Linked DNA regions of Homo sapiens: region 2 is linked to region 1. Evidence: read pairs that join two places in POLR2A ChIA-PET (ENCODE). Cell type or tissue: endothelial cell of umbilical vein. All regions are shown on one strand. Each heading gives the region's core, and the rest is flanking DNA. Links, peaks and the distances in the headings are about the cores only. Region 1 overlaps PARD3 (par-3 family cell polarity regulator). Region 2 overlaps PARD3 (par-3 family cell polarity regulator).

Region 1 (10,309 bases), core at 4,200-6,699:
ATGTATCAATTATCAAACTACAAATAAAAATAGCTCCTCTGCGCAAGCTTCATTAAGTTTTATCAGCAAGTATCTTGGGGTTTTACACTCAAATCACAGGTCATAAATTCACAGTAAATCCCCCATATGTTCACCAAACACCTGAATTCAATTTCTCTTCTGGTTGTGAAGTAGGAATGTGGTGCCCACATTAATTATGCATGCAAAGTTAGTTTCTAACAAGGGCCGCTTTTTTTGTGATGCTTCAGGGTATTTATAACATCTGAAATTTTGGGATGGATCCTTCTTTAATCTTACCACTTGTATACTGGTATGTAAGTCTAAACTCTCTTTTCCAAATTTGAACATTGAAAAAAATTATAGTTGGTAAATATCTTGTTATAGTCTTTGCATTTTTCTATGATAATCCCAGACATTTATGATATTGCACAAATGGTCTTGATACTGACTTTGAGGTTTTTAGACAAATATTTCTGTGGTTATGTACAAATCACCCTGAATTATAGAGAAAGTCTAAACTGAGGCTAAGTGGCTATATTTATATGTGTCTATGTATACATGTGAAATTAACTACTTAGGAAATATCATGTCATTTTCAGTTTATTTTCACAGTTTTACTCATCATCTGTAATATAAAAAGAATTATGAGAAACTCATGCAAATCCCAAAGGTACTCACTTTGCTCAGCTGATAAAATTCATTTCCAGATTCTGACACCCATGATTTGTTGTCCATTTCACACCAATTTCAGTGTAATAAATCATAACAAATTAAAAACATACAGCTATGCTCTCTGGGTTAAAAAGGTGGTCTCCAAAGCTGTTAATCCTGCATTTGCTTCTGATGTGATAGCTCCAGTTCTCCAGATGCTTTATGGATCACAGGGAGGTCATCTCTCCATCGGAAAGCCTCAGGACTAGATCTTACTCCAAGTCCCTCTGTGGTCTCTGGGTAACAGGACTATCATTTTATAAGCAACAAAACCTCAGGAATGTACCCCTCGCCCTATTTTATTACTTTCATCACTCTTCCTTATTAGCTTGTCATTGGTCTCAGGCAGGAGTAAGAAAAATTTAGTTTTACTTTTTGAGGGGAAGTCCTCCAGCAACAGAGAACATGCAAGCGCAAAGACATACATAATTTCAGGACCCAGCAATAAATACACACAAGAAAGCCCTAGGTAGCTGATCTTACCTAGTGTCACAAAAATGATCCAAGCTGGTCTCTACTCAAAAGGACAGCTGAATCTATCACAGCCATACCTCCAATGGGGCATCTACTGAAAACTCAGCACTAAAGTAACACTGCTTAGCAAGTTTTTAAAAATTATCATTGTCAAACTAATTATCAAGGTTTTGGTTTAAGAAACCATATTCGAATAAGAGTGACTATTGTGAGAATGTGTGTTAAGAGCTTTAAACCTCAAAGATGGTGGACTTCCTCAAGACCCTGTGAGGTACGTGGACAAAGGGCAGGGGCTGAGGTCTGGGCCTCCCAAGTCTCTTGACTCCCTAGCAGGCAATCTTAACATAGATTTAAGCAAGTAAAAGATGAGAGAAAATGTTTTCGGGGTATACCTATGAATTTAAATGCACTTTAGAAAATAAAATGTTGGCTGGGTGCCGGGGCTTATCCCTGTAATCCCAACACTTTGGGTGGCCAAGATGGGAGCATCGCTTTAGCTAGTAGTTTGAGACAAGCCTGGGCAACATCGCAAGACCCCATCTCTAAAAAAAAAAAAATTAGCTGGGTGTGGTGGTGCGTGTAGGCCCAGCTACTTGGAAGGCTGAAGCAGGAGAATTGCTTGAGCCCAGGAGTTTGAGGCTGCAGTGAACCATGATTGCACCACTGCACTCTAGCCTGGGTGAAAGACCGAGACTCTGTCAAAGAAAAAGAAAGAAACAAAGAAAAGAAACAAGGGAAAGGAAAGGAAGCGGGGGGCAGGGAGGGAGGGAGGAAAGAAGGAAAGACGGATGGAAGGAAGAAAGGACGAAGGAAGGAAGGAAGGAAGGCAGGAAGGCAGGAAGGCAGGCAGGCATCATTTTTCTTGGCACAATGCAAGAAAGCAGTTATAATGGTTAATGCCCAAAGTGCACTTACTTTTCATAGTGTGATTTTCTTGAATTCTCTAACAAATGGCAAGGACGTGTAAGGGATTCTAATAGGTTAGAGAACTGAAGAAAGTTTGTGGATTATATTATTCATTCAATAAAACCACTGGGGATACAAAGTTCAGCCAGTTGTGACCCACAGTTGAAGTCTGTGCCTCAAACTAAAATATACATTTAGGTGTCTGATTAAAGAGCAAATGAAATTCAATGTTACAGGTGAAAAATCTTGACAAACTAAAAAGAGTGAAAAACAGGAATACATTATAAAAATTTGAAATAAAGGCTGGGGGCGGTGGCTTATGCCTGTAATCCCAGCACTTTGGGAGGTCAAGGCAGGTGGATCACGAGGTCAAGAGATCAAGACCATCCTGGCCAACATGGTGAAACCCTGTCTCTACTAAAAATATACAAATTAGCTGGGTGTGGTGGTGCATGCCTGTAGTTCCAGCTACTTGGGAAGCTGAATCGCTTGAACCCAGGAGGTGGAGGTTGCAGTGACCTGAGATCGTGCCACCGCACCCCAGCCTGGCAACAGAGCAAGACTCTGTCTCAAAACAACAACAACAACAACAAAAAACTGAAATAAAAAGGCAATGGAAATTAAATTACAAAACCTGATGGGTTTTGATGACACAATAAAATGATTATCATGTTCTTCTTCATATTAGAAAGGTTTTATCATTCAGGCATAGAAACTAATTATAGAACCATTATTTTAATTCTTTAATCATGAAATGATTACAAAGAATTCAAGGCGAACATTTTCTTTGTTTTTGCTTTCTGTCTTTAATGACAGCATAATTGCAAAACACTATACGAAACTAAGCTATGTTTTTTTAAAAGAAAAAATTCCAGTGCAATGCAGTACTTAATTCCAAATCATGTCATAATTCTAAATCATGGCTAAATTCTACAGACTTTCTTGAAATGACTCAGAATATTAAATAATGTAACAAGAGATATATCACCTGTAAGTTTCATAAGAGGCTAACTCTGAAACTTCTTTGAGAATTAGAATAAAAGTAGTGAAACATACATCTAATAACCAGTTTTCTAAAAAGAAACCATTAATGAAGAGTTTGTATTACTGTTTTTAAAACATTTTAAAGATCATTAAAATATTCTTCCTGATTGATTTTTTTACTTCTATTTATGCTCTTGATGAACTTCATAATTATTCATTAATAATTTTCTGAGCTTTTTTTTCTATTTACAACTTGGCCATTATTTATCTGGAGAGAGGGAATAAATGACATAGAAATGTTAATTAATTTAACTTCTCATTTCAGATTTAGTTAAATTATTATATTAGGAAAACAAAAACAGTGTGACCATATTGGTTTGGAGTTATTGATAGATTTTGAAAACTGGAGTTATTGACAGATTTTGGAGTTACTGATAGATTGTGAAAGGGCTTGCAACATTCTTTTGTCAATTACATTTTTTTTTCAAAGTAATACTACATGTGCATAGTTTATATTTTAAAATGCTAAAAGCCTTAAAAGAATCATTAAAAGAAACTTCTTAAATGAAACTTCTGCTTCATCACATCTTGTCTCTCTGACCACCCAACCCCAAGACTTTTAAAGCTTTCAGTCGTTTTCTATGACATTTCTTTTTAACTCAACCTGAGATACTCAGAATGAATCCATTGTAATTCCTGGTTTGTGATACACTCTTGCTAGTGATGGTTTCATTGCTTACTTTCATTTAGTTATGATGAAAGTGCCATGCTCAATATTATTAAATGTAAGTTGCCAGTATGAATCTATTACACAAAGCAAAAGCTAGGAATTTAATAATAAGCCATGTCTAACCAAATTCCTCTGGTATTTAGACATTTCTGGGTAATATATTTATATCACTATCTCCTGATTTATTACTGTTAAACACACCTGTTGACTTCCTACAAAGGTAGATGAAGCATTAGCTCTCTTACACTCAAATCCAAATTCTGACTCCAAATTCCCATCTTCCACATCTTCCCAATATAATTATAGCAAAATTTATATGAAAATGATTTTACAATCTGATTTTTCAGATTTCCAGGAGAACAAGTCTATCATGGCTTATTAAGCCCAATTTTTTTCCTGGAGCCCTCTAACCTCAAAAGCTCCCACCACATACGCCAATCTAGGCTGCCTGCTTCCTGGTTTTCTGCACAGCAGAAGTCCTGGGACTTGTTAAAGCACACATTCGGTGGCTGCCTAAAAGGGTATTAGAACTAAAATATTTTGCGTTTGCATGCTTTAAATGTATGTATTCTATCATTACCACTCACTGACAGTTTGGCTAGGTATGGAATTTCAGGTAACAAAACATTACCCTTCAATATTTGAATGTGTTGCTCTATTATCTTCTAGCTTACAAGACTGATGTGAAGAAATCTGATTATATTCTGATTCTCAACTCTTCATTGTGTGTGTGTGTGTATATATATATATATATATATATATATATATATTTTTTTTTTTTTTTTTTTTACAGGATCTTCTCTTTCTGGTATTCCAAAACTTCACAATGCTGTCCTTTTTGAAAAATTGATTTTGCTCAGCACTAGGTGATTCTTTAATCTGGAATCTTAAGTTCTCCAGTTCTGGAAAAGATTCTTGTGTTATTTCTCTAATAATCTATCCTTTATTATCTCTGTTCTCTCTTTCTAGAAATTGTTTTCTTTAAATATTGGACCTCCCAGAATGAACTTTTCACTTCCTTTCTTTCTCACTATACTGCTCTTTGTCCTATAGCTCATGTTTTCCTTTATGGGAAACTTCTCAACCTCATCTATCAAGCCTTCTATTGTGTTTCTTAATACTGATATTGTATTTATTATTTTCTAAGAGTTCTTTCCCATTTACTCAATAATCCTTTCAATAGCCTCCTGTTCATCTTTGATGGTTTTAACATCATTTCTATTTCACAGAATTACTGTTTATAATTCCTTAATATTTTTCTCTTCTCTTAATTTTATGTTTCCTCCAAGTTCTTAAAGAAAACAAACAAACGTTGTTTGTTTTGGACTCTGTCTTCCACAATTATGGCTTTTCTGAAATGTTTCACATGTTTTTCTGCCCTTTTATATTTAAGAGTGAAGCACTAAAAAGCAGATTAGTCACTGTGTGCTTCAGGGGGGTTTATGAAATGGTGGACAGGAAGGCTGGGCAGAGTGTCACTTTTTTGGTTGGGAATTCTCATGACAGTGTATGTGGACTCCTTTTCCAGGGCAATTCCATGTCTTCCGAAGAGAATCTAGCAATCTTTGGTGCGGGGTGCATAAGCTTGATTCTTGACATTCCAGTGTGATTCTGTCATTCTATATTAACTATGTCCATTTTCACAAAAATAGAGTTACTATTTCTATATCTCATTCTGTTTCTTGTTTTGGAGTGATTTCCAAAAGGAAAAGAGGAAGAAATAGCTTTACTCTCTAATGTTAGACTTTCTAATTTCTGTTATTCTTAATTCTCAATTATTTTCAAATAGCTTAAATGTCTTTTCAAGAATAAAACTGGTATATGGATGCTTATATATTTTTTTAAGTAGACGAAAGACATGGATGTAAATGTTCCAAAATGGTAACAGCTATTGGTTATAATTACAGAATTATGTCCACCACTTCCTAACACACTTTAGGAATAATTTCTGTATTACTTTTTTACAATATTTATGGTTAATTTAGGGAGTACATTTTTAAAACATTGAGTTTGTAATCTACAAAGCTCCAAATACAAATACTGTTTTAAAGATTTAACCGAGTCCTCCACACTTTTTCTCCCAAGCACATGACCTGGTGCTATACTCAAACTAGTTTTCCTTTCTTTGACATGTGATGAAAATCACAGTTTGGCTTTAGTTTTTGCCCACATTTACTTCTGCTGGTCAATATGGTGACTGTGACATACAATTTTTAATCCTCTGTTTCAATCTTTGCTGGTCTTCACTCTTCGTTCTCCTGCTAAAGAGTGACCAGCTCCTATTCTGATCTCTCAGGAGTATCCCACTGATGCTGGTGACAAAGAACGTTTCCCACTTTTCCCACTGCATGCTCCTATCACCACTATGGAAGCGCATGCCTCAAGAATACAATTTCAGGCTCCAGCACATCCCCACCAGTAGATATTGTAGTTTTGTGGCTAAGGCGTGCAAATCGATACAAGTAAACTGAACCTGATTAAAGTTTCTGAAAATCACAGTCTTAGAAGAACCGAGTGGTAAGCTGATTAGCCAAAGGTTTACTGAAAGCCTTTTTTGTTTCAATCCTTGTGTTTGAAAATCCTTCTAGAAAGTAATAAAGGTCTCATCCATCTTGAAAAGAAGGAATAATGGATATTTAACTTAAAAAAAAAAAACTTTTGAGATTTTCATGACTCACTGTTGAGTACTTTGTAGAAAAAAAGGACGAAATTGAGTTCTTTTGGTTTCTCACTATTTTTCTGACAGACCCCCCACCTCACCCCGATAACAGCACTTTTATAGGTATCTACCTCTTGTTTCTAAAAGTGTAATTTGGAAACATATTGGCTAACTGTGGGTTTGCTTGGTTTCTAGCTAATTGAGACTTTATTGTATTGTTGCTTAATACATGATTTTAAAATTATACTGCAGCTGATTAAAATGAGAAAAATATATCTTTACTATTGTGGCAGAGTTTTTTCTTTTTTTCTCTAGTTTGACTTTTTTTCTCTCAATTTCAGGGATTTTCAAATTTCTAAAACAAAAACAAATCAATATTTAATTCCAGACTCAAATTGCTTAATATGTGGATAAAAACCTTTTGATCTTTATAAGTTTATATATATAGTAAAATTTTCCCTTTACAATGTCTAAATTTGCCTCTACATAATAAAATTTGTCTCACAATGATATCTACTTTAATTTGATACTTTACTAACTTTGTTTTGGAAAAAAATCCCAACTTAATATGATTATAGATTTTTAAAATATTTGTTTTTCTCTTTATATATATAATTTTTTAAAAAAATCTTTCAGCTCCTATGAAAGGGCTGGGAAAACAGAGTACTAGTATTACCCAGCCAAGGTGCTGCCAGATCATGAGCTCTAGGGCCAAAGGTCACAGGAATTCAGGGGCACATTTCAAAACCACCTGGTGCCTCAAGGCTCAGTAAGGAAGGGGGCAGTGCCAGCTTCTACCTGAGGACAGAGGAGAAAAGAATGGAGCAAAACATCTGCTAAAACTCAGCATGACCCTTCCCAAGCAGATTGGAACACTGCCTTGCCTGTATTTTATACTTCCAACCGATGTCCAAGTACTGGTGTGTAGGGAAACTAAGCCAAGACCAAATGGGACTAATGATGTGTTTGGAAGCATCAGAAGCCCAGAATGAATAGAGAGAGATACTGACAAACACACTGACATACATACGGACACAGGCATAGATTTAGATATAAATATCAGCAATTGCCTAACCCAGCCACTTATACTAAAGAACCGCTTTGGGATTCCTTTTCTTGAGCTGGAAAAGAAAAGCCTTAGAAAATACATACTGAAATATTAGCCACGTTTGCACAAGCCAACCACCTGACATGAAGCTACATTAAGCCTCAGAAGTCACAGGCCTCCACAGATACCGTTTTGTTTTGTCTTTTCTCATATTGTAATGTCTCTACAGACTGGCGCTGACATTGTTTCATTTTGATATCATAATAGTGTCTCCATGGATTTTGGCTGACATTTTGTTTTGACATTATGTTACAACAGACCTCCACTGACATTTCATTTTGTCACCACAACATTGTTTCTATAGGTTTCTGCTACGTTATTTTGTTTTGACATTAAAAATGCCATCTCTGTGGTCTCAGTGCAACATTGTCTAGAGAACTTTTGGAGAAGGTATGGGGGTGCATGAAATAGATAAGTGGCATCATACAGAACATTTAATGAAGTTGAAGATGTTTTCCATAGAGATAAATTTATACGATACTTAATATTTGCAACATTGTTTCCAAGTCCTAGGGTTTATTACAATATGGATTCAGTTAAGGTGTTAATTCTCTGTCTTTCCAATAAAAGGAGACCCCACAATCCCTTTTATATGTCAAAAACTTCAAAGAATTAATCCTCTATCCCTCTATTGCCAGAATCAAGTTTTTTTTTGTTTGTTTTTAATGAATATGGTCTGAATTTTGTGTTGCAGAACTGTAGGAAGTATTTACGAAGTAAACAACTATAACCCTTTTAATTGTTGAATTTAAGAAACCGTTGATCATGACACATTTTATAAATGTCTAAGAAGACAGAAAATGCTGTCAATTAAAATGCCATTGTATAATAAGTATCTTGATATCAGGGATTTTAAATTCTGAAAAGCTGAATCTTATAATTGATTAAAAATGGTGATGGTATGTATTAAAATTAGCACTACCAGAAACAGCAATAAAAATAATTGATGACCATTTGAGTATTTTTAAATAAATAATAGGATAAAAACATGAATCTTAAACTGATTTTGCAGTTTTAGGTAGAAATCATCTAGTGATTATCCTGAGAGAGGTTTGAAACAGACTTCCCCCTTTCCTGGTAGTCTCCTCTTTCTTCTTGTATTCACAAAATTCTCTATGAACATGTTACTATTTGTAATAAGACCAAGAATATTGACCTCTAAAGCTGCATACTTCTAAATTCTATTAACTTAAATCCCAGGAAAATATCTTTACAATGTAATGATATATCTTCAGATTTGACCAAAAGCCAATATGACAAATGGTCATAATGGGAATATTTCTGTGTCTTTGCAAGCTATATTAAAAAATGTTATTTGATTTGTTATATAATTTTTCTTCTATAATGTATATAGACTTCACAGTGAAATTATACAGCACAATTTAATGCCAGAGAAGGTGTTGCTACAGATGATCTCACGTTTATCAAAGAATTGAGCATAAGAAAATTCATGAATCTCAAACAAGTCTTTGTTTGAAAATGCTTATTCTGTTTCACAATTTATCTATTACAAGTATGTATATTAAAAATACTCCTAGAATTCAGCACTAGTGAAAGTATTCTCCACATGAACTAACATATTTCCTCTGATCGTAGATTAAGGATTTGATGTTGTTCTTTTTGCCTTGGCTGCCAGGAAACTCTGAGATTAAACTGATGTACAACTATAATTACTCTGTCATTCCAATTAGGTAGTCATATCAATTTTGTAATGTTCTTTCTATCATTTTTGTGTCCTTGTAAACTTCATTTGAACAGCTATTTTAAGAAGCTGCTTCAAATAATTTTTTGGAAATAAGGTGGTCTTAACTCATAGAGGGTCACAATGACCAATTTGTTAAGTATGAAATATAAAGCACAGAGTTTCTTGTCATATTTTGAATAATTTCTTCTGATACCCCTTATAGAAATCATCATATTGGCTTCAAGTATATGTGAATAATATGAGATGAGATACAAGTAAACATCTAATCCAGTGCTGACCACAGAAGAGGCACTTCATAAACACTCAATACGATGAAGAATAAGGACATCTAGGGAGAGACATAGAGTGGGTCATTAGAAACCCATGCCTGCAGCTCAGGAGAGAAGTGAAACTGAAGATATAGCTTTGGCAGTCATCGACATATACACAAGTGTAATGTAAGTCATGGAAGTGGATGAAATCACAGTGATAGAATATGGAGAAGAGGGCTGGAGATATATGATAAACCCAACCAACAACATTCTTAGAAAATAACGATTTTTACTTTTCATTGTAGTTGAGTCACAGCAAGAGAGAAGCAAAAAAGAAGCCTGGCTTGCTCATGAAGTCGGGATCTCGTGGGATGTTACAATGTGCTGGGTTTGAGAGCAGTATGTGAGGTGACGTGCCGGACTCTGCCGCAAAAGATTCATTGCTGGGAGCAGGTGGGAGACCTGAATCTCGCTGCTCCCTCCAGCTGGGCCTCAGGCTTGGGGAATACCTGGGCTATGGCAGGTGAATCTGCTTTGCTGGTGAACAGTCTTCTCAGGGGCTGCCAATCCAATTACTTCTATGAGTGCTAAGGTTTCACTAGTTACAAAAAACTCTAAAGTAAATTAAAAATTTGTTTAAATTCATAAAATATGACAGCTCTAAAGTATTATCATAATTATCCTCTCCAAGTCCATCTCTAAGACTAACCTTCCTACTTCCTCAATGTGAGATGAATACCTGCTGTCACATACATGTTTTGTCCCTTCTATAGTCTGGCTA
Region 2 (10,309 bases), core at 4,679-7,178, 550 kb after region 1:
ACATATGTTCATCACAACACTATTCACAATAGCAAAGACATGGAATCAACCTAAATATCTTTCAGTGGTAGAGTGGATAAAGAAAATGTGGTACAAACATACCATGGAACACTAGGCAGCCATAAAAAATAACAAGGTCATGTTTTTTGCAACAACATGAATGGAGCTAGAGGCTATTATTGCTAAGTGAACTAACATGGGAAGAGAAAACCAAATAATGCATGATCTCACGTGGACATAAAGAGGAAAACAACAGACAGCAGGGCCTACTTGAAGAGGGAGAGGATCAAAAAATTAGCCTATTGGGTACTATGTTTATCACCTGGGGTGACTAATCTGTATGCCAAACCCCTATGACACTCAATTTACCTATATAACAAACCTGCACATGTACCCCTGAATCTAGAATAAAACTTTTTTAAAAATAAGAGGCTGAGGCAGGAGGATCACTTGAACCTGGGAGGTTGAGGCTGCAGTGAGCTATAATTACACCACTGCACTCCAGCCTGGGTCTCTAAATAAATAAATTAAATTAAAACAAAAGACTACACAGCCATGTTGGCATAGCTATGGTTCATGGACACAGAAATATATATATGCTAACCTCAAAACAAAAAACTACTATTCAAGTCTCTTTATTTAAAAGAAAAAGACTGTGTTTCTATCTATCTGAAGAAAGGGAAGAGTCAGGATGAAAATCTCAAACAACAGTGATAAGCTCTCAGCAATAGCAGGATGTCAGGTGATTAATTCCTTTGTATGTTTCTGCATTTTCCAATTTTTCCTCACAAGGAGTTGTGCTATTTTTACATAGGAAGTAACAGCAAGAGAGAGAGACTGAGAAAGAGAGGGAGAAGAAAAAAAAAAAGAAACAAAAAAAAGAAGGACGAAGAAGAAGGGAGAAGAGGAAGACATTGAAAGATTGATACGTTAATTCATCGCTTTCTAATACTCTGGTGGAAAAAGAGCACCTGTTTAAATTCTTCATAAATCTCTGTAGTTGCCTTGAGTGTTGGAATTGAGCCACACAATAAATGAAAGATGGTACTCTTCATGTGGACTGCAGAAAAGGATTTCAGAGTTACCCTAAGCCTGGCTCACTCAAAAGCCCAAGAAGGAGAAACGGCACCAAGAAAAATAGCATCAGAACATAAGTCGGCAGAAAACTTCTGCTTTTTTTTTTTTTTTTTTTTTTTTAAGACTAGCTCTGTTGCCCAGGTTGGAGTGCAGTGGTGTGATCTCAGCTCACTGCAAGCTCCACCTCCCAGGTTCACGCCATTCTCCTGCCTCAGCCTCCTGAGTATCTGGGACTACAGGCACCCGCCACCACAGCCGGCTAATTTTTTGTATTTTTAATAGAGACGGGGTTTCACCTTGTTAGCCAGGATCTGCATTTTTTGATACAATGTATTCCTGACCCACAGGAGCCACATGGGACAAATTCCACCATGACAGGTGCAACAGTGAATCTAATCTTCCAAATTTATACACTATTTGGTATTTGATATTTTTTGTCTTACTTGAAATTTCAAGAAAACATTTAAGATATGCACCAACTCTCAGCCAGGCATGATGCTAACTGTCAGGAATATAGGTGTGAACAAGACACAACAGCTGTGTGCACCCAGCTCACAGCTGAGGGAAAGAAGAGCAGGCCGGTGGGGAGAGGGCCAGGAATGAGAAGGAGCCCCAGTAGGAAGCAGAGTGAATATCTGGGTGATCTTACCATCTTCTGACCTCACGATGTAACCTAGCTGGTTAAATACCCTGTGCAGGGAGGTTTTAGGAGACAGTCGACCAGGCCGCTGCCTCCATACTACCATGCTGATGTAACTATGTATGTGGCTATGAGCCCTTCTGCAATTCCTTATAAGCCAAATACAAAAGGAGTGGCCAGGGCCGGGTGTGGTGGCTCACATCTGTAATGCCAACACTTTGAGAGGCCAAAGCAGGCGGATCATGAGGTCAGGAGTTCAAGACCAGCCTGACCAACATGGTGAAACCATGTCTCTACTAAAAATACAAAAATTAGCCAGGCGTGGTGGTGCACGCCTATAATCCCAGCTAGTCAAAAGGCTGAGGCAGGAGAATCGCTTGAACCCAGGAGGCAGAGGTTGCAGTGAGCAGCCGAGATCACGCCACTGCATTCCAGTCTGGGCAACAGAGCAAGACTCCATCTCAAAAAAAAAAAAAAAAAAGAATTTGCTGACTTCTACATCCAGAGCCGAACATCCTGTCACGCATTCTCAAAACGCTGAACGTTCCTCCTCCCCCTCCTCTTCCTCTTCCTCATTCCTCTCAAGAGTACAGAAAAAAAGTGGGGTAGTGGGAGGGAACACTGAAGAGCAGTAGGTGGATAGGTCCAGGAGCCAAACTCACAGACCACAGTAAAGACTGGGGAAGCACACACAGAGCATCAGAGCACTGATGGAGAAAAGGCCGAGCTTCCTGAGATCCAGGCCCTGCACAGGAGAGGCTGCCCGGGACACAAATGGCCCATCGCACAGCAAGGCTGAGCTTCCTGAGGGCCAGGCCCTGCACAGGGTAGGCTGCCTGGGACACACTCGCCCACTGCACAGGAGCACGGTGCACCGCCAAGGCCACGGTTGGGATGGATCTTCTCAGGGCCAACGCTGGGACCAGAATGCAGAATGGCTGCATGTTGTATACACGGAGATGATAAGGACAGGCCCGAGTTGTGAAGAAAGATGTTATGTTTGGTTAAATTAAGGCAGAATATGGCATAGAAATCTTTTTGTGATATTTCCATTGTAAAAGTGTAGTTTTAAAACCCCAAAACCTAGTGTTAAGTCCCAGGTATCAAGAAAATCATTATACCTTGGTATTCAGGACAGTGAAGATTCATGATACTTATTATAAAAGAAAATATACTAGAGTGGGTGGCCCACACATAATTTAAAGTATGTGTCTAAAACAGAAAGGAAAAGAATCGCACCCGCTCCCTAGTCCTCAAAAAAAAAAAATGCATTCAGAACAGGTTCCCCAGGACCTGAACTCACTCTGTCTTTATCGTCTGCTACATCACAAAGAATGTCATCAAGGTCTAGTATTCCTCCATCTCCATGTTCCAAGCGATGCACCTGTATCCAGTAGTTTGGATCCTATACGAAAGAACAGAAACACTGAATATAGCAAGTTAGCATCACCAAAAGGGAATTAGACATTTTAAACCGTGATAACTTCCTGCCCATAAAAAGGAATCAACCTCATATCAACAATACTGCAACTGATTAAAAATTCAGACAGCACCCTAAGTTTGGTATTGAGTCACTGCTCCTTTTATGATGGAGTGACTCATACACACTCTTCCCTTTGGCTCTGATGCTGATACTCTATTATGATAGGAACTGCACAAACCTGCAATATGTACTGCATAAGTAATACTGATTTCTCTAAAGCATACTAGATTTCCTATTGCCCAATATATGAAATACTTATTATACTTATTAACCCCCAATGCAATCTACAGAAATATTCTAATAAGCAAACAGCATATATTATGTGTCTGAAGAATTTGTATTTTTGCTTATCTGCAAAAAGTAGTTTGCACACCCTGGTGGCTCCAAGTGTTTCTTACAAATAGGTCTAAAGATAGGGACACAGAAGGATGCTGACAAGACCGTAGTGAACAAAGCACATCCTGTGTGGCTTGAGCCTCTTTTTACAGAGACAAAATGACACACACACACACACACACACACATATTAAAATGCGTAAACACACACACACACACACACCCCCCTCAAAATTTGCAGTGGTTATCCTGCAGTGGGATTGAGGAGAAGGAAAAAAAAGGACATCATTTTAAATTTTATACACTTCTATATGGTGTACGTATATTTTAAAATCCTTAAAACTCTGCTTTCAAATGATCTGAAGAAGAAACATAGTTGTGTGTTTCTGAACTTCTACATCACTCTTACGTACATATTCAGATGAAAATATACTAAATTGCATGTTTCACCATTCCCTACTGCTTTCATTCTGCAACACAATTGCTATCCAGAAGTTCAATCCTCCATTCTTCATACCTAAAGATGATGTTTGATACAGTTCTTTCCTGAAGCAAAGATTGGAAGAAGGAGGCTAATGATTAATGAAGAGTTAAAATACAGATTCCTGGACCCTGTTCCAGATCTACTGACTAAGACCCTGGAGCAGGGGTGCGGGGAGAATCCATATTATTAAGAAGCTCTCCAAGTCCATCTCTAACAAAGCATGCCTAAGTATCACTGAAACGGAACACTTATTTTAAAAATGCAGAATGACCAATCCTTGTCACTTTTTAACCAGCACAGCAAGTAACTCAGACCTTAATCCTCAAAGTTATTAAACATTACCGTTAAAACCATTTTGCAAGTAACAGAGTTCCTCTGCACCCTCATCTATCTGGACCTCTATGAAAGGAATCATTTATCTAGAACACAGAGAGTAAGTTTGTAAAACAAACACTCACACACACACACACACACACACGTTGGCATCCTCTTCATTTGTGGGGCCTATTCTGACTGCACATGAATCCCAATTACAACATCATCCAGGAGTCCCTGGGACACCTGCCACTGAGACAGCTCCAGAATTTGGCATCTCCAGATGTGTTGAGTCCCCAAAGAATGAAGTCCCAAAACCATTTACTGATGGTAAATGGTATTTCCTCTTCAAGGAAAATTGGAAATAATGTCCTGGGGGTGAATAAGAAAGAGGTGTCCCCTGGCCACTTAGAATAGCCACATCCTGCCCACCTCTTCCCACCAAGCAAGCTCAAGGGTGACCCAATCAACTTAAATATCAACTTTCGTTTCTAAAATACTTCCACACACACAAGCACACCAACCTCCAAAATGTGGCTTATGAAACCATTCTTTAAGCCTCCTAATCCTGTTCACTCCCTCCAGATGAGATCATTATCTGCAGCCTTTATATAATATTTGTAGCCACCCCTTGGAAATAAATCCGCACCTATGGACTTTCTCAACCTCATAACTTCATCCTTCAGAACTTGCTACATTTCCACCTTTTCCCCAGCACTTTCCCTTTCACAGCCTGTTAGGCCCTGCACCATTTTCCCCCCACTCTGTGCCCAAGGCCTCCAATGCCTGGACCACACCTTACCCTCCAGGCCAGCCCTGTCTGTCCATCAAGACTTCTCAGGCATCCTCTTCTCCAAGAGCTTTTCCTGACCATCACACCCCCAAAGCAGATCAGCAGTCTAACTCCAGCCCACTGTTTTCTTTTGTTTAGAGACAGTCTCGCTCTGTCATCCAAGCTGAAGTACAATGGTGCAATCATAGCTCAATGCAGCCTCCAACTCCTGGGCTCAAGCAATCCTCCCACCTCAGCCTCCCAAAGTGCTGGGATGATAGGCATGAGCCACTGAGCCCAGCCTGTCCCACTGTTAATGTTCCTAAAAACCACAATCGTATGGAAGATAGAGTCAGGTGTCAAGCGTGAGCCTTTAAAGGCTGTGAATTATTTTTACATATGCAGCACAAAACCTTTTGTTGACACTACTTTACCTTCCGGTTATTATACCAATTCTTTGATGATCTTCACAGCAAATTTTTTTTAAAAATTGTCTATACTTGCTTCAAGTGTGTCTTCCTCCCATAACCCCATTCCAATCAGGCTTCCTCTTCCATCATATCCACAGCAGCCTCCACGATGCTTAACACAAAAGTCTGTTGTCTGTCCTCATCTTATTTGGTCTATCAGCAGAATATGTTACCCTCTCTTTGAAATACTCTATAAACTTGGCTTGTAATCCTCCAACTAACTGATCAAGGCTTTTCTAATTTTGAGAGTCAATGGTTGACTCCTGCCTCCGGAGGGGTCCTGACTCAACAGTCAGCTATGCCAAGCAATCATGATAACATCATGCCAAGGCAAATATCAGGCTGCCACTTATTAAATGCCACTCCACAAAAATGTGCTGAATGGATATGACGTTTTGAAAAGAACTGAGCAGGAGATCAACAGTAACCCCAACAGAGCATGCTGCATTAAAAATAAAAAAATAATAAATAAAACATAAAAAATAAACATATAAAAATGACCTCCTCCCACAAGAGTTTAAAAACCAGGAAGGATATTTTTGCCACTGAAAAATACAACTCCGTAGAACAGTGGTCTCTTGGGAAATTTTAACTGGCAGCTTTCATACCATAATTCTCTTTCAATGAACAGAGGACTTGCTTTATTTTCAAGGGAAGAGTCCAGTATCCAGTGAGAAAAAGTTAGCGCATACTTATTGATTCCACTTTGTAGTAGTTTGCATTAAAAAGTTTAAAATAATAACAGTAGGAATCTCTACTGTCCAGTCCATAGACACTCAGAAATGTAGCTGAGCAAAAAATTGTGATAAGGTCCGGCATGATGGCTCATCCCTGTAATCCCAGAACTTTAGAAGGCCAAGGCATAGTGACCCACACCTGCAGTCCCAGCTAATTGGGAGACTAAGGCAGGGGGATCCCTTGAGCACAAAAATTCAAGGCTGCAGTGAGCTGTGATTGTATCACTGCACTCCAGCCTGGGCAACAGAGTGAGGCCCCGTCTCTTAGGGGGAAGATAAAAGTTATGATAAGCCACTTTTTATACTACCAATAAATTCTAATTCTACAATAATTGTATCAGTCATTGGGTGAATAAACAAACATGACAGAACATTCAACTAAAAAAGAAGAAGAATGTTTCTCATTCAGGATATGTCCATTTAAAATAACAAAAGAGTTAAACACTAACAATAATTGTGTATTATGACAACCAAAAGTCCATCACACACAGCAATAAACGAGGGGCAGAGTTCATCCATCAAATAGATGATCAAGCAGTGAATGTCCTCATGGGGCAAGGCTCCCAAGGATAGGTCCAAACCCACCGAAGAAACCTGGAGACAAAACCACATGAAGAATCACTGCTCTTATTCAGATAAAGAACATCAACTTCACCTTGCCTAGTGCTAGACAAAACATTTCCTAAGACTAAGAATGGAAGCAGAGGTAACTCTACAAGATGCAAGTTGCAAGGAATGCTGAGGCCCACTCTACTCCAGGATGTGGTAAGAGAAAACAGTGCAAAGTCCTAAGGCGAGCTTTTGTGAGTTATGACATGTATAATGCATAGGCTCCGCATATTACCCACATGTGCAAATTTCAAGAAAAGTATCTGCAACTAGAAATAGCACCCTACTTTTTCATTAACCATGGCATACAGCAATGGTCAATATCCTGTCTAACTTAAGACCAGAAAAAGATCACTGAAAAAAATCTATGTTGATAAAAAAAAAATTTGAGTATTTACTACATGCAAAGCATTGCATGAAGGCAAAGAAACAATCATCACCCAACATCAGAAATTAAAATTTATCTGACAGGCCAGGCGCAGTGGCTCACACCTATAATCCCAGTACTTTGGGAGGCTGAGGCAGGTGGGTCACCTGAGGTCAGGAGTTAGAGACCAGCCTGGCCGACATGATGAAACCCTGTCTCTACAAAAAGCATAAAAATTAGCCAGGCATGGTGGCGTGCGCCTGTAGTCCCAGCTCCTCTTTCTCCTGTAGTCCCAGGAGAATCACTTGAACCTGGGAGGCGGAGGTTGCAGTGAGCTGAGATCACACCACTGCACTCCAGCCTGAGCAACAGAGTGAGACTCCATCTCAAAAATAAAATAAAATTTATCTGACAAAATATAAGTCATAAAAAAGAGGTAGACCACGTGTTCAAAGAAAACTACACCAAAAAAAAAATGTTTTGTGAATTCAGGAAGGAAAGATCACTCTCACTTGGAAAGGTCTTCATGGGGAGGTTTTAGCAGAATGAGCAGACCAGAGGGACAGGGCACAAGAGGAGGACCCTGAGCAGGGGGAAGGGTGTGAGCAGCAGGGAAGAATGGCAGAGGTGATTCAGAACGCTGTGAACACAAAGATAAAAATGAAAGGGTAAAAACATCATATCAAAAAGACACACTTATTTTTATTTCCTACTGAAAGCCCACTGAAACCACAATACACGCGGGGATGTTGTTGTTGTTGTTGTTGTTGTTGTTGTTGTTGTTGTTGTTTCCAAGCATAATCGCACAAAGACAAAGAGAACAGAGGGAAATGAGGGAAACACAGTTTTTGGAAGCTGAGAAGCAGATGGCCCAGAGGCGACACATTTTGCAGAACCAAGAAAGGGAACCCCAAGGTAACTGTGGGGAAAGCCAAGAAGCAGCAAGACTTCCCCAACAGAGCCGGTAAGAGGCTCTGGAATGGGGAGAACCAAGAATGTCAGAACACCGGAACAAGGATGGGAAGGGGCCAGGCACGGTAGTTTATGCCTATACTCCCAGTGCTTTGGGAGGCAGGGACAGGAGGATCACTCAAGCCCAGGAGCTCCAGACTAGTCTGGGGAACGTAGTGAGGCCCCATCTCTACAAAAAAACTGGAAAAATCACCAACGTGTGGTGGTGTGCACCTGTGCCCATAGTCCAGCTACTTGGGAGGCTAAGGTGGAGGATCTCTTGAGCCCAGGGGTTCGAGGCTACAGTGAGCTTGTCTCTAAAATATAATAATAAAACAATTTTGGCTGGGTGTGGTGGCTTACGCCTGTAATCCTAGCACTTTGGGAGGCCAAGGTGGGTGGATCACTTGAGGTCAAGAGTTTGAAACCAGCCTGGCCAACATGGTGAAAGCAAGTCTCTACTAAAAATACAAAACAATTAGCCGGGCATAGTGGCGGGCACCTGTAATCCCACCTACTCAGGAGGCTGAGGCAGGAGAATCGCTTGAACCCGGGAGGCAGAGGTTGCAGTGAGCTGAGATTGCGCCACTGCACTCCAGCCTGGGCAACAGCAACACTCCGTCTCAAAATAATAATGATAATAAAACAATTTTAATATTAAAAAAAAAAAAGCCAGGCATGATAGTGCATACCTGTAGTCCCAGCCACCTAGGAGGCTGAGGTGGGAGGATCACCTGACCCTGGGGAATTTCAGGCTGCAGTGAGCCATGACTGCGTCACTGCATTCCAGCCTGGGCACAGTAAGACCGTGTCTCAGAAAAAATAATAATAATAAAATTAAAATAATAATAAATGTAAAAGATGGGAGGAAAAATAACAATACTGTCTGAAAGTCTGTAGTAATTAAAGCCCCAGCTTCCCAATGCTTCCAGAGAGCACAGTGACTGCCCCTCCCAGCCCCTGGCGGCTCACTGCAGGCTCAGACAGCAGGTCTGGACTGAGAAACTAGAGGAGGAACAATTGTAGAGGTGCCTTGTTGAAAATGAGAGGAGCCAAGTGAATATTTACGTACTGATTACAGAAAAATCCAGCCCTCTGCTTCCACTTGCTCTCAGAATGCCAGCCAGGGCTTATCCCCCCAAGGCTAGAGGTGGGAAGATCTTTCCCTGGGCCTCTATCCATCTAAAGAGAAAAGGCAGGGGGGAATCTGGCCCAGTCCAGGGACCACCCAGTGAAGCTCACAGTGTACGCCCGTGCCTGAACTCAGTGCTCTCAAGTTACCATTAGTGCCTTAGGTCAGAGCCAACCATGGAGAGACAGACTTTTAAGAACACCCCAAGGATGGAAGAGAGAACAAAACAAATAGTAAACACAACTTGAAAGAACCAGAGACTGTATAAAAAGATGCTACTAAAAATCCATCACTGGTATCCTGAGAGAGGTCAGATGGTGGTACATTCAGGTTGCAGAGGAATATGAGAAGGGAGGAAAGCAAGAAAGAAAGAAACGTGGTGAGAGAGAATTTTTTTAAAAAAAGTATTTTGGAATTAAAATATGAAAAACAGGCCAGGCACAGTGGTTCATTCCTGTAATCCCAGCACTTTGGAGGCCAAGGCAGGTGAACTGCTTGAGGCCAGGAGTTTAAGGCCAGCCTGGGCAACACAGCAAGATCCCATCTGTACAAAAAAAAAAACCATAAAAATAAGTCAGGTGTGGTGGCATGCACCCACAGTCCCAGCTACTCAGGAGGCTGAGGCAGAAAGACTGCTTGAGCCCAGGAGTTCAAGGCTATGGTGAGTTACGACTGGGCCACTGCACTCTAGCCTGTGTGACAGACACTCTGTCCAAAAAAAACTAAACAAAATACTAAGAGCTCAATAGGAAAATTAAGAGAAGTTGAAAATATCTCCCCTAGGAAGTTGGAAAAAAAAAAAAGACAAAGAAGATAAAAAAGGCTAATAATAAAATTAGACCAGTCAAGTAAGTCAAGCAACTTGAATAACAGGAGTTCTAGAAAAAGAGAATTGGGAAAACAGAGAAATAACCAAAAACAATTTCAACTTAATTCC

What was found. ChIA-PET counts read pairs that join two places held together with the same protein. Peaks named below come from ENCODE experiments on the same cell type or tissue, not always from the same donor. Only the 100,000 strongest peaks of a DNase experiment are listed, where the experiment ranks them.
Region 2: POLR2A ChIA-PET joins it to region 1 with 10 read pairs; 1 of 35 experiments calls an interaction of 5 or more read pairs at or near these places.

Annotation. Positions count from the first base shown.
Region 1 is chr10:34,140,648-34,150,956 of GRCh38, forward strand. The region is part of intron 22 of PARD3 (par-3 family cell polarity regulator); the gene reads right to left. Among named protein-coding and RNA genes, the nearest start is that of LINC02629, 240 kb to the left of the region's middle. In endothelial cell of umbilical vein, for the core only: no CTCF peak of the experiment used is centred there; a DNase peak (open chromatin) is centred at 5,224; H3K27ac peaks cover 505 bases.
Region 2 is chr10:34,693,298-34,703,606 of GRCh38, forward strand. PARD3 (par-3 family cell polarity regulator) reads right to left here. Exons shown (of 25, transcript NM_001184785.2): 2 at 3,021-3,122. Among named protein-coding and RNA genes, the nearest start is that of PARD3, 120 kb to the right of the region's middle. In endothelial cell of umbilical vein, for the core only: no CTCF peak of the experiment used is centred there; a DNase peak (open chromatin) is centred at 5,884; H3K27ac peaks cover 468 bases.